2 separate regions of the Mus musculus genome follow, and region 1 is linked to region 2. Evidence: chromatin contacts called from ENCODE Hi-C or POLR2A ChIA-PET data. All regions are on one chromosome and are shown on one strand. The core of a region is the stretch at or near the end of the contact, and the rest is flanking DNA. Distances in the headings are between cores, read along the strand shown. Region 1 holds the start of Slc18a1 (solute carrier family 18 (vesicular monoamine), member 1). Region 2 overlaps Lzts1 (leucine zipper, putative tumor suppressor 1).

The links. Hi-C counts contacts between places; a loop is a spot of excess contacts on that map. ChIA-PET counts read pairs that join two places held with the same protein, here RNA polymerase II (POLR2A).
Region 1: a map of gastrocnemius shows a loop between it and region 2 (6-fold over the local background). The contact joins the promoter of Slc18a1 here to the enhancer-like site in region 2. A Hi-C loop is called at or near these places in 1 of 37 maps with a recorded cell type or tissue (gastrocnemius). POLR2A ChIA-PET finds 5 or more read pairs at or near these places in 3 of 5 experiments (all embryonic stem cell).

Annotation. Positions count from the first base shown.
Region 1 is chr8:69,086,240-69,092,638 of GRCm38, forward strand. It overlaps Slc18a1 (solute carrier family 18 (vesicular monoamine), member 1), which reads right to left and starts at 2,983. Exons shown (of 17, transcript NM_153054.2): 1 at 2,742-2,983. It overlaps Atp6v1b2 (ATPase, H+ transporting, lysosomal V1 subunit B2), which reads left to right and starts at 2,497. Exons shown (of 14, transcript NM_007509.3): 1 at 2,497-2,689. The coding sequence starts at 2,554.
Region 2 is chr8:69,131,220-69,137,074 of GRCm38, forward strand. Lzts1 (leucine zipper, putative tumor suppressor 1) reads right to left here. Exons shown (of 4, transcript NM_001370971.1): 4 at 1,440-4,940. The coding sequence ends at 4,284. Among named protein-coding and RNA genes, the nearest start is that of Gm39187, 23 kb to the right of the region's middle. Within about 2 kb of position 2,937, at least 1 of the 3 ENCODE cell types and tissues checked has a DNase peak (open chromatin) inside an H3K27ac peak, as active enhancers do.

The DNA of each region.
Region 1 (6,399 bases), core at 1,733-4,232, 45 kb before region 2:
TGGCAAGTGAGAGACAGAAGGAACTAATGGCTGTCCCAAGGTCACATTGTGTACTCAAACAGACACTGAAGCCAGGCTTGCTGACTCCAAGTTTCCTGCTCAGGCCACATTCTCTATGCCTGGGCCAGCTACCCTCGCAGTCCTGAGGTGTAAAGGAAGTAAAAGAAGTCACCTGTGCAGATGGTCCTATACCCAGGCACATACAAGCAGCACAAAGTTGACTCGGTAGACTTAAAAAGGACATGAACTTGGGAGGCATAGAATGGCAGGAGATGGAGTAAGAATTGGAGGAAAGAGAATTGGGGAGTAGATTTGATCAAAATGTATTATACACATGCAAAAAAATTCCAAACCATAAAAAGTTTAAAAGAACTACATGACTGGGCTGGAGAGATGGCTCAGTGGGTAAGAGCACTGACTGCTCTTCCGAAGGTCTTGAGTTCAAATCCCAGCAACCACATGGTGGCTCACAACAACCCGTAATGAGATCTGACGCCCTCTTCTGGTGCACCTGAAGTCAGCTACAGTGTACTTGTGTTTAATAATAAATAAATCTAAAAAAAAAAAAAAAAAAAAAAAGGCACTGACTGCTCTTTCAAAGGTTCCCAGCAACCACATGGTGGATGGTGGCTCACATCCATCTGTAATGGGATCTGATGCCCTCTTCTGATATGTCTGAAGACAGTGACCGTATGCTCATATAATTAAAATAAATAAATAAATCTTTAGAGGATTCACTTTTTAAAAAAGAACTATATAGAACTCTCTGTTTACATTCAATTACCTCTTTTAATACTTCCAGCAATTTTATCGAGGATTGAAGGATTGTTACATAGGGACCTGAGATGCACTCAAAGTAGACTTAGGTAACCTGGCTACATTTACTTCATTTGTAACATCAGCTGACTGACTTTTAGTTGAAATGCTTGGGAGCAGGAATGCTTTAGATCTCAAATTTCTTATTTTGCCTTTTTTTAAAAAGATTTTTAAAAGATTTATTTATTTTATGTATATGAGTACACTGTAGCTGTCTTCAGACACACCAGAAGAGTGCATCTGACCCCATTAGACTGGCTTTCAGTAAGGTTTATAACTTATCATCAGTGAGCCACCATGTGGTTGCTGGGAACTGAACTCAGGACCTCTGGAAGAGCAGTCAGTGCTCTTAACCACTGAGCCATTTCTCCAGCCTCTCAAATTTCTTTTTTTTTTAATTGTGAAATATTTACATAATATGTCTTGTATATAGGCTGTAAGTCTATAGATAAAACTCATTTATATTCCATACATACCTCACATATATAGCCCAAAGGGAATTTTATAACAACATAGTAATTGGGCTGGAGAGGTGGCTCAGCGGTTAAGAGCACTGGCTGATCTTCCTGAGTTCAAATCCCAGAACCCACATGTGGCTCACAACCATCATGATGGGATCCGAAGTCCTCTTCTGGTGTGTCTAAAGACAGTAACAGTGTGCTCACATACATACAAATAAATAAATCTTTAAAAACAAAACAACAACATAGTAATTTTGTGAATGAGGCAAAGATCCATGCTTCCCAAACTGATAAGTTATAAACCTTACCGAAGGCCAGTCTAGACATCCTCTTGTGTATTTATCAACAAATCTATGGGGAACTAACACAAAGAAGTTTTTCAGTATGTTGCTCCGTCATAGCAAAGTTCTTGTTTTCCTCTTCTGTTCTTATATTGTAAAGAGAACAACAATCAATTTACTGTGTTGTTCGTTTCTCACAGGCTGGTTTTTCTTTTTGTTTTTTTTGTTTTGAAACATAGTTTCACTATGTAGCTCTGGCTGCCCTGGAACTCAGACCTTCCTGCCTCTGCCTCCTGAGTGCTGCGTTTAAAGGCTTGCGCCATCACACCAAGCCAACCGCTAGCTAATTTTATCACAGCCAAAGAAAAGAAACTAGAACCCTTTGTGCGTTCTAACCTCTTAACTGGTTTTCCAATCTGTTCCTAAGGTGGTCTTCCACACCATATACTCTTCGGATATGCAAGAAAGCCAAGTCTGTTCGAAAAGATCCACGAAAAAAAAAGAACTTGGTAGTAGGATAAACTGAAATAAATTTCGACACAAAGTTACCAATCATGGGACTAGGTTTTCTATCTTCTGCTTTCCAAGGTGTTTTCCACAGCTTGATTATGAACCTCAGTTGTCTGTATTTTCTTATGCACGTTTTCCTATCTCTTCCTTCCCTACATTCCAATGAATCTTTCTTTTTCTCGTGAATCCTCTCTCTTGTGTCAATTTTGCCCTCTGGCCCCTTTCGCTTCTCTTTTCCCGCTCCCAGCCTCAGATCCGCGCTCCCAGCACTCTGGTCAGCTCCCTATGCGCCTAGCATGCGCGCGCACCCTGCACCGCCCCCGCAGAGCTCCAGTCACGAGTCTGGGGGCGGGGCGCCGCCGAGAGGGCGGGGCCTCTGCCGCAGCTTCGAAGCGCGCATGGGTGGGGCCGGCCGCACGGGCCTCCCTGCTATATGTGCGCCTGCGCCGCGCTGCTGCGGGGCCAGTCGGGACGGAGGAGACAAGATGGCGTTGCGAGCGATGCGGGGAATCGTGAACGGGGCCGCACCCGAACTGCCCGTGCCCACCGGTGGGCCGATGGCCGGAGCTCGGGAGCAGGCGCTGGCGGTGAGCCGGAACTACCTATCCCAGCCTCGTCTCAGTGAGTACGGGAAAGTGAGCGTGTCCACCAAGCCCTTGGCTTGTGCTCTCACCTGTTCAGCCAGCGGGGAGGGAATGGGATTCATTTCCCCCATCGCTCAGTTCACAAGCACCTCTCCAGCTTTGCGTGAGCTTTTCCGTGACTTCGGTGGGCCGAGCGTGAGAGCACCGACTGGAACCTTCCCATGGGCTAAGTGGGCTCCTGATGATTGCCCTACCCGCTCCGAGTTCTCTGGGTATTGTCAGACACTGGTCTGTCTCTGAGGGCCACTTCTTGTCACTGTCTTCATCTGCTCCTGGCCTCATTTAAATGTCTTCGGGTCGAGGGAACGCCTACTCCGTCCCCCTTTGCCCCGTGGACCTCTGGGCAGGTGGACCGTGCAGAAGGTGTAATGTCATCGCTGATGTGGGCAGGCCCCGCGGCTAGAGGGAGATGTGGCTTATTCTGTAGGGAACCGCTTCACTGGAGGACACCTAGATACCGGAGAACCTTAGAGCTGAAAAATACCCTAGTCGTGCAGTCCCACCCTCTCGTTTTACAGGCGAGACGCCTAAGGTTCTGGAAAGGAGAAGCCATGCCTGGCTTCAGACATCTAATTATTGGGAAAAGAGGAACCAAAAATCGAGTTTCTTAATCCTTTGCTTGGTCTTCTGTTGTTTATTCGTTTACTGACCAGCTAACCAAACGCAGTTAAATGGAAGGTTGCTTTCCACTGTTATGTTCATAGGCTTAAGTGTAGTGATCATAAAAGACCTCAATAAGCCATGTTTAGACAAGCCAGTCATTCCCAAATGGCTCTTGTTGGCTGAAGCTTTCGGTTGTATAGAATCAAACCTCTTCACGGCTCCCTTAAAGCCAGGCAGAGAGCTTTGAAAGAAGACTTTTTTTTTTCCTCTTTTTTAAGTATCTGTTGTTTTCCTGAAAATAAGGTTCCATTTGCACAGGTTAATTGGCAGCTTGGCTCTGTGGGTGGCTCATTGGTTAAAAGCGTTTCAGCTGAAGGGTTTTAGCTAGGCGCCCTCCAGCCTGACTAATCCTGTCCTGAGCTGTCAGTGGGTCATGTGATAACACTGCAGCGAGGGGAAGGGAAAAAAAAAACACACACACACACACATTGGAGAGTGGATTGCTGAGGTGTGCCTTTTAAGCATTTTTTTAGAATAATTGTTAAAATTAGAGAATGCCTGTTAGGGGTTCATGTGAGCCCAAGGAAACGTCGGGAAAACTGACAGATTTATACCTGAGAATTACAGAATCTCTAGAATTGCATTTGATATGTATGCTTTGCTCTGAGCAGAGCACATAGACACTGGTGTGGCTTCTAAGGGAAAAATGTTACAAGGTTATAGTAGTCTCTTTCCATATAACAAGTCATTCAGAGCCAATTCAGGGAGTGTCGACTACTCCATGGCGAAGGTCTTAAGCCCTTCAGGGATGAGTAGTGTTTCTCCACCATATCCATGTGCTTGGCCAATATTTGAAGAGTTTGTTCATAGGAGGATTCTGCTGACTAAGCTGTCTCTAAAAGTTGCATCTTTGTATCCCCAAGTTCACAGTGTCTGACTTAGGAAGTGCTCTGTAAATCCTATAACTTGGAATTCAATTTGTCCTAATAGTTAAGCGTGTATTTTTTTTTTAATATGGATAGGGTTTTTAAAAGGGAGTTGGTATACTGCATTTAAATATCATCTTTTACTATTTTTGCCACATTTTTAGTCAAATTTAAATATTAACTCAATTTTTTATTATTAAAGTTTGATGATACTATCAAAATAATTATAATTAATTGATACACACTCTTTGGAGTAATTTTGGCAGTTGCCCTGTGAAAATCAGATCCTGTTTTAAAACAACTTCAGGATTATTAAAAATTCTAGATATTATATGTACATAATATAAGAAATTACTCAGGCTGTTAAAAAGAAACGGAAAGTAAAATATTCAGGCTGGAAATTAGTAACTAATCTGGAGCACATCATTTGACTTTCTGACATCACAAGGTAAAAAAAAAACTTTGCCCTTTTAAACGTTAAGGAAGATCAACAATATCTTCAAAGCTATTAGAGCAAAATACTATGAGCTTGGTTGGGTTCACTTTTCTTGACCCAGCCAAGCTAACCTTAAGTTTCTTATGTCACAAAGCAGATCCCTAGCAAAAACCACAAGTGACTTTCCTTGCTTTACTTCTAGAGCATGTTCAGGTTAGTTCTCTGGTCTTGCACAATTGAAGGAATGGCTTTCTTAGCATTTGTTTTGCTATGAAGGTGGTGCCTAAAGAGCTAGGGTTTATTGTGCAATGGTTTTTGCTTTAACAATGTCGCAATCCTTAATGGTGTTAGTGTTGAACAACCTCTTTCCCTGCAGAAGGAAGAACTAATCATCTGATAGATTATGTGTGCTCACAGACTCCATCCCCCCCTACATATACATATACATACACATACACATATATGTGTATGTGTATGTATTTGTATATGTACATATATCTATGTGCGTGTATGTGTGTGTGTGTATATATATATATATACACATACATCTATATGAATGAATATGATTTGAGACAGGTTTCTCTGTGTAGCTCTGGCTGTCTTGCAGCTCACTCTGTAGACCATGCTGGCCTCAATCTGCCTGCCTGTGCCTTCCAAGCGCTGGGTACAAAGGTGTGCACCACCACTGCCTAGTGCTCTTTAAAATCTCCGTAATTCCTGGGGTTTTGTTTTTGGGTGTTTTTGTTTTTTTTTTTTATTATTGAGCAAGTTGTTTTTTGTTTTGTTTTGTGTATTTGAGAACGGCTATATAGCCCTGGCAGGCCTGGAACTCACAGAGCCCTGCCTGCCTCTGCCTCTGCCTCCAGAGTGCTGGGTTTAAAGTCATTACTCTCATGCCCAGCTTGTTTGTTTTACTCAGTATCCCTGGCAGGATTGGAACTTGCTATGCAGTATTGTAGCTATCCTGTTTTTCAGCTTCTAAGTAAATCATGGTTTCTAAGTGCTACTCCATAAATTGTTTGTGTAATGTAAGCAAGTGTCTGCCGTTGCCATAAGGGTAATAATTTGTCAGTGGCTTTGCTGTTTGATGGATGTTTTTGGATGCCATACTCTGAACTGGTATCTCTTTCTAACTACCTGTGGTTATCTTAAGGAAGGATAAACAGATAGAGTTGAGAGTTAAAAGGTGGTGTGTGATGTTTTCCCTGCTAGGTTTTCATTTTGAGAACTTTCATTGACATGGAAAGGGCTGACCTTCTTATTCACAGTCTTTTGCATTAATTTCTAGTACAAATGCTAGGAACTGTGTGATCTAGGTATTTTAAGTTACACTGTTACCAGTTAGAAGTGTTTCAGGACCATATAGTAGCAACTATGTAATTAAAGGAAAGAGCACAAAACTTTAGTGAGACAAACAGAAGGTCCTCCATTAGTAACATTTCTCACACCTTTGGTGTGTGAAAGTTAGTAGTAAGAAGATCCTCACAGTATTTTGGAAACATAAAATCAAATAATCTGAAAATGCGCAGGAAAAATGTGCCTCATTCTCCTAAAAGGGTTGGTAGTATTTTCACTTAGTTCAGATATGAGATCCATTAGCTTGGTCCCAGTGTGTCTGTTTAAATTAAACTGATGATCTCTCATCTGTACCATACTAGGTCCCCTGTGTTCTTCAGATTGCCAGTGAGGGAAAACTGCATCCTCTCTGCCAGATAGTCCCTG
Region 2 (5,855 bases), core at 1,687-4,186:
GATCCCTGCACTCAGGAAGGAAAGGCAGGCAACACTTGGGCTGGGGAAAAACTTGGAGACAGCATGGCCTTCCAGAATTAACTGAGTAAAGTCATGCTGCTGAAGATGTTCAGGGAGGATCTCGGACTGCTCGGTCTCCCTCCTCACACATGGTGTGCACAGACTTTAAGACAGTCGGATAAAAATACCTGCTGCAACTGTGCAGTCTGCGCAGCCTGGTGGAGGCTGAGGCTGGGTTGCTTGCTGTCAGAAGTGTTCTCTCTCCCCCTCCCCTGTTTGGATCAGAATGGGATGAGGAGGTGGTGTGGAGAGACAAACTGCCCCCCACTTTGCTGTCTCTCTGCAGTGAGGCAACCCTGGCAGAGTTCTGCTTTTGTATATGAAAATAAATAAATCTTTTTTTTTAAAAAAAAAAACCTTTTAAGTGTTACGGTTCTTGGGGTCAGGGTGCTGGCAGGGCCTCTAAAGAAATAAATCCCTGATGCATATCATGAGGGTCATTTGCCTGGTCCTGGGTGGTTCTGGCTGTGATGCTGGTGTACGTTCTTGCACAGCAGAATAAGAGGTTTCTGACGTGGCAACCCAGGGCTCCCAAGAATGTTAAAGTGGAAGCTGCCAAGACTTTTGAGCTTATGCTAAAGTTGGCAGCTCGGCTGTCCTGCCTAATTCCTCTGGACCTGCCCCCAGTGAAAAGGAGGAGCCAGTCATCCAGTGTCACGTTCCTGTAAGGCTCTTAAGAATAGCACAGTCCTAGCTGGGGCTAGGAAGAGCTCTTGCAGCCTTCACTGACCTTCTCTTCCCCAGAGGCATTGTTTTATACCTATAGGCCTTTAAATCTCTCTATGTATCCCTCTCTCTTCTGTTACCATAGTGGCTATCTTTCGGGTTTAGGATTTGAATTCAAAACTGGGAATGCCCATCAAGGTGAACTGGAGAGAGAGAGTGTGTGTATGTGTGGTGGTGGTGGTGGTGGTGGTGGAAGGGAGTAGTTAGTACCAGGCAGGCAGGACAGATGGTGGCTGTACTAACAGCACTCTCACCTAGGGGCCTGGAGGAGTGACAATAGTTACTCTACTTCCTTGCCAAAAAGCCATATGCACTGGGCCAAAGGCTGGCCAGGAGGCTAGCAGCTGGTGGAGGGAGGAGGGGAGAGGCTGGGGTTAGGAAGGGGCAGGCTTTTGAAGTCACTGCCCCCTGGTCTCCTCCCTCCTCCCCTCTGGGTCAGCCCAGAGGCTGACCATGTCACAAGTAAGATCACCAGACTGGTGAAGGTTCCCCAGGTCACAGGGCTGCCTTCCTCAAGGGGTCTAAGTGAGGAGCACCCCAGCTGGCACAAAGGGACAAAGGGACACTGGCTTTGTGGTTCCAAAAGGAGAGACCACCAGGAGTTGCCTGCATATCATAGTAGAGGAGCAGAGATTAGCTTGAAGAGACAAAAGTGACCGTGAAGACATGAGAAATGGCATTCTTTATTCATAAATAAAAACATAAAATTAGCAGAAATAGTTTACAGAGCCGACAAAGAACTTCAAAAATAAAACAAAATGAAGCCATCAAGAGCAAAGCAAACCAGAAACAAGGAAGAGAAAAAGAACTGTGTACGTAGTCTTCCAAACGCCAGTCCATCCGAAGCAGCCTGCTGAGGGCTCCAGTGCTCAAAAGGGAAAGAAAGCAGTCTCCACTGAGGGGCACTGTGGCCTTAGGTGGCATCTGAGGAGATCTCAGGTCCTAGGGAAATCTCTGGTCCAGCCTGGCTTTCCCGTGGACATCTCTCTTACCTGAGACACAGCCCAAGCTGGAGCCAGGGACGAGCAGATCAGCAAGTGTCACTCAGAGAAGTGATGCCAAGACCCCTGAAATGTCATCATGCTAAAGCTCAAGTGTACCTAGAGAGGACAAAATCAAGCAGGGAGGTGCCCTGTGGGAGTCTGGACACTACAAGGCCCTTTCTTCCTTCAGAGAGCAGCAACACTCTGGAACCAGACACCTCTGGGATGCAGTATGGGTCCGAGAGACAAAGCAAGACAGGCTACTCGTCTGCCCTGAACCCGCACACCTGAGTCACTGTTCCATCTAGCCATCCATCATGGGCATGGACCACAAACTGTGAGGATGCTTTAGGACAGAAAAGGAAAGAAAGCACACAGGAAGGCAGGCAAGGATGTTAGGTTATAGCACAGTTGCATCCTGGAGCTACCTTGGGATCTCAGACTGATAGCAGACTTGGGAAGGTATCTGCCGTCTTAAAGGTTAAACAATTCCCAGGCAGAGGTCTCAAAGATGATCAGGGCAGGGCTACTGGGCAGTGATGTGAGCAGAACCCCCGGTGAGTAGAAGGCACCCTGTGCAGATACAGAGCACAGGCCTGCTTCTTCCTGGGCAAGGACTCCATGGCACAGAAGTGGACTTCTGGCTGTTCTTTCAGGGGAAGGAGTCCTTCAATCTAGGGAGAAGCAGCTAACCCCCACCTTTCTTTCCTTCTGTTGGACAGTCTCAATAGGAAGGACTCAAACAAGGCACAGACTGGTACACAACAAAGAACTGAGGCCTGGGCTTTTAAACTGGGCTGTGACCTGTGCCCAGTGAAGGGTATGGCCCTGCATGTTGGGGGAGTCATCTTTGGCCTGCAGATTCCAGGTTTAAATGAGCATGTGACTATGAGCAATGGTAGACCAGAGATTGTGTGCCATTGAAAGTCAGTAGCAGGAGAGGGCCACCCTAACCCCAGGAACAGAAAGCAGGACCACCTATGGAGGAGGCACCTAGCCTGCAGACACTAGGAAGGGAAAAAAGCCCATGGGAAGACAAGGTCACTAGGGCTGGGATCCACCCAGGGACTCTTAAGGACCAGCATTAGGGAGGTAGAACACTGATTGGTTCCTGGACTACCAAGCATGTAGACCCTCCCTTACATCTCTTATATCCTGGGCCCCACCCACCAGGCAAGCACATGGCTTAGGAATCCAGCAAGGGCTGGGTGCCCTACCAACAACAGCTGTGGTAAGGGCCAAAAATAGAATATGGAGCAGCTTGGCTGCCTGCTTGATCTGGCTTGCTTTGGAAAACACAGAATGGAAGGGGGAAGGTGAGAGAAGATAATTCCTTCAACTAAGCAACTGCACTTCCCTCTGCCCCTAGATCTGGATATCTTCAAAAGACAAGGCCAGGCGCCCACAGGCTCACATGCTGCTTTCTAGACTAAATTCTTACAACATGGGGTGCCGCCACATGGAGGGAGGAGAGTGGGTGGCTTGGGATATTTATAAGGCTCTTTGTATGCACCGCATATCTCTCCTACCTGGACTGCAGCCTATTGGCACACTAGTGACCCTTCCCAATCTATGGACTCTGAAGATTCTATAAGGGGAAGAGCTACTGCTGACTTGGGCCACAGACAAGGGAGGCTAATGCCCAGATCCCATATACACTATCTAAGTGGATGGGCTATTCTGGATCCAAGCAAGAACCTGGTGTTCAGAAAAAAAAAAAAAAAAAAAAAAAAAAACCACTCCACATTGGCTACTGAGGAGGATATCCTGGCACAGCTGGGAATCTATGTCTTATGTCATTTCCCTGTACCCCACCCAGGACCCCAATGCCTATGGCTTTAAAAACAGTGGTCACTGAGGTCAAAGGGGCTACGCAGCTCATTTTAGACTCGATTCCCTATCTGCTTTGGTTCTCTCCCTTCACCTCCCACCCAGACCTCTTGAGACCTATGACGGTTCTGTAGTGCCGGACTGTCCATCTACCCCTTGCTCCCATGACTTGCTGGCTCAACTATGTGGCGACACAACTCCTCCACCTCCACAGACAGAAGAACAGGCTGTAGTGAAGGCAGGGTCCAAGGCTTCTGGTTACACATGGCTTCTTTCTATTCCCAAAGGCACCCCAATATGACCAGGGGATCGTAGGGGCTCAGGGGTGACAGGGAAAATGTTTCTGTCCTTAGGTGGCCAGTTGGCCTGTATGGCAGTTGCTCCCTTTCCTGATGGAGTGTTTTTCTCACTACTTTGAATGAGACCAAAGTTGAGAGAAACCTCAACCAGCTCCCTGAGCACATCTCTAGGAGAGCTTGGGGTTAGCAGATCAAGGTGTTATAAGCAGCAGGGTTAGTTAGGCTGAAAAAGGCAGGAGGGGAGAAAGGCTATGTGGTGACCCCTAATCACCATCTGGCCCCAGAGGTGGCTTCTCTCAGAGGGGCTCAAAATGTCTCTTTGAACAGGCTCAGCCCTCCCTGCTTTCTGGGTCCAGTCCCCAGCCCTCCACCCCTAGGCAGCCCCTCAGATCTCAGTGGCTATGATGTCCTCGTAGGGGATGTCAGCTCCCTCCAGGTCAATTTCAAAGGGTTCCCCTGGACCATCCCCACGGGCCAGCTGCTGCAGGGCCTTCTCTAGACGCTGGTTGCGCTGGTACATGGCCAAGTAGCTCTGCTGCAGCTGCCTTTGGTACTGGATCACTTTCTCCTTCTCTTCTTTCCACACCAACCGCTCATGCTGGAATCCCGAGGACATCTGGTCATGGCCTTGCCTCTCCTCCTTCAGCTCGGCCCGCAGCCGATCCAGCTCCCGCTGCAGAGCAGGGATGTCCTCTGAGAAAGTGAGCCCAACCCCTGGAGGCCCCAGGGGTGCCGGATGCAGAGCAGCCTGGGCCCGTAGCTCCATCAACTCCTGTTCTAGAAGGTTCACCTTCTCTCTCAGCAGTTCTGCCTCATTCTTCTTGCGCTGCAGTTCGTTCTCACAGACCTCCAGCTCCAGCCCTTTGGTGCGCAGGGCACTCTCCAAGTCCTGTGTCTTCAGCTCCATTCCATCCAGCTTGCCCCGGGTATCCTTCAGCTGTGCCTTCAGACTGAGGATCTCGCTGGCCTTAGTGTTCACCTCTAATTGGGACTCTTTGAGCTGTTGCTTCAAAAGAGAGATCTCACCTGACTTCTGGCACACCTGTCAAGGGTGGGGTGAGGAAGGGTGAGAATCAATGCCAGAAGTGATTGGCACTATCCGAACCAAGATGACATCACTATTTCCTAAAGAGTTCAGGCTGCTCCTGACAAGACACCACAAACAGTTCTTTTGCAAGTAGACAACCTGTTTTTCTTGCATGCGTTTCCAAGTGCCTCCCTCACGTCCGGTTCAGGCTCCGCATGCCAAACCCAAGGTTCTAGGCAACTCAGTAATCACCTGCTTACTCTATCCACTGCTTCCAGCTCTACCACCTACCTACCTTTAACACCAGGGATACTGGCCTCAGGGAGCAAACACCCAAACCTTACCTAACCCTGCATTCATCTCTCAGGTAGGACCATTTCACCTTGTCCTATTATGCCCCAAAAGCTAGCCATACAACCTGGCCCACAGGCCATGTCCAGTATCCATCTGCCAAACAATGAACTGTGGTCTTCCTCCCTTCCTGGCTTCTCCACCACTTCAACATCCATTGATCCTCAAAGTTGGACTGGAGTTGGGTCAGATCATTGTGTCTCTGGGGCTTTGGCACTTTGAGGCCATAAGCATTATTTGGGGTCATGCTATGGTTTGGAGTGGTAGTACACACCAGCCTATACATATTAAGCCTGTCTCAGATACCTCTTCCCAGTTCTGACTAAAAAAGAGCTGAAATGGCTCACAGGGCAAAAACATGTTTGTCTCCATGCCTGATGAGTTCCATCCCTGAGACCCACATGGTGGAAAGAAAGAACCATCTTTGAAAAGTTGGCATTTGACCTCCACATTTGGGCTGTAGTATGTACATGTCCCTTCCCCCAATAAATAGTAAAAATGTGAACTTCTGGCCCATATTCTTATAGTTGAATCTTAGCATCTATATTTTATATGTATAAGATGCTGGCCAAATCACTT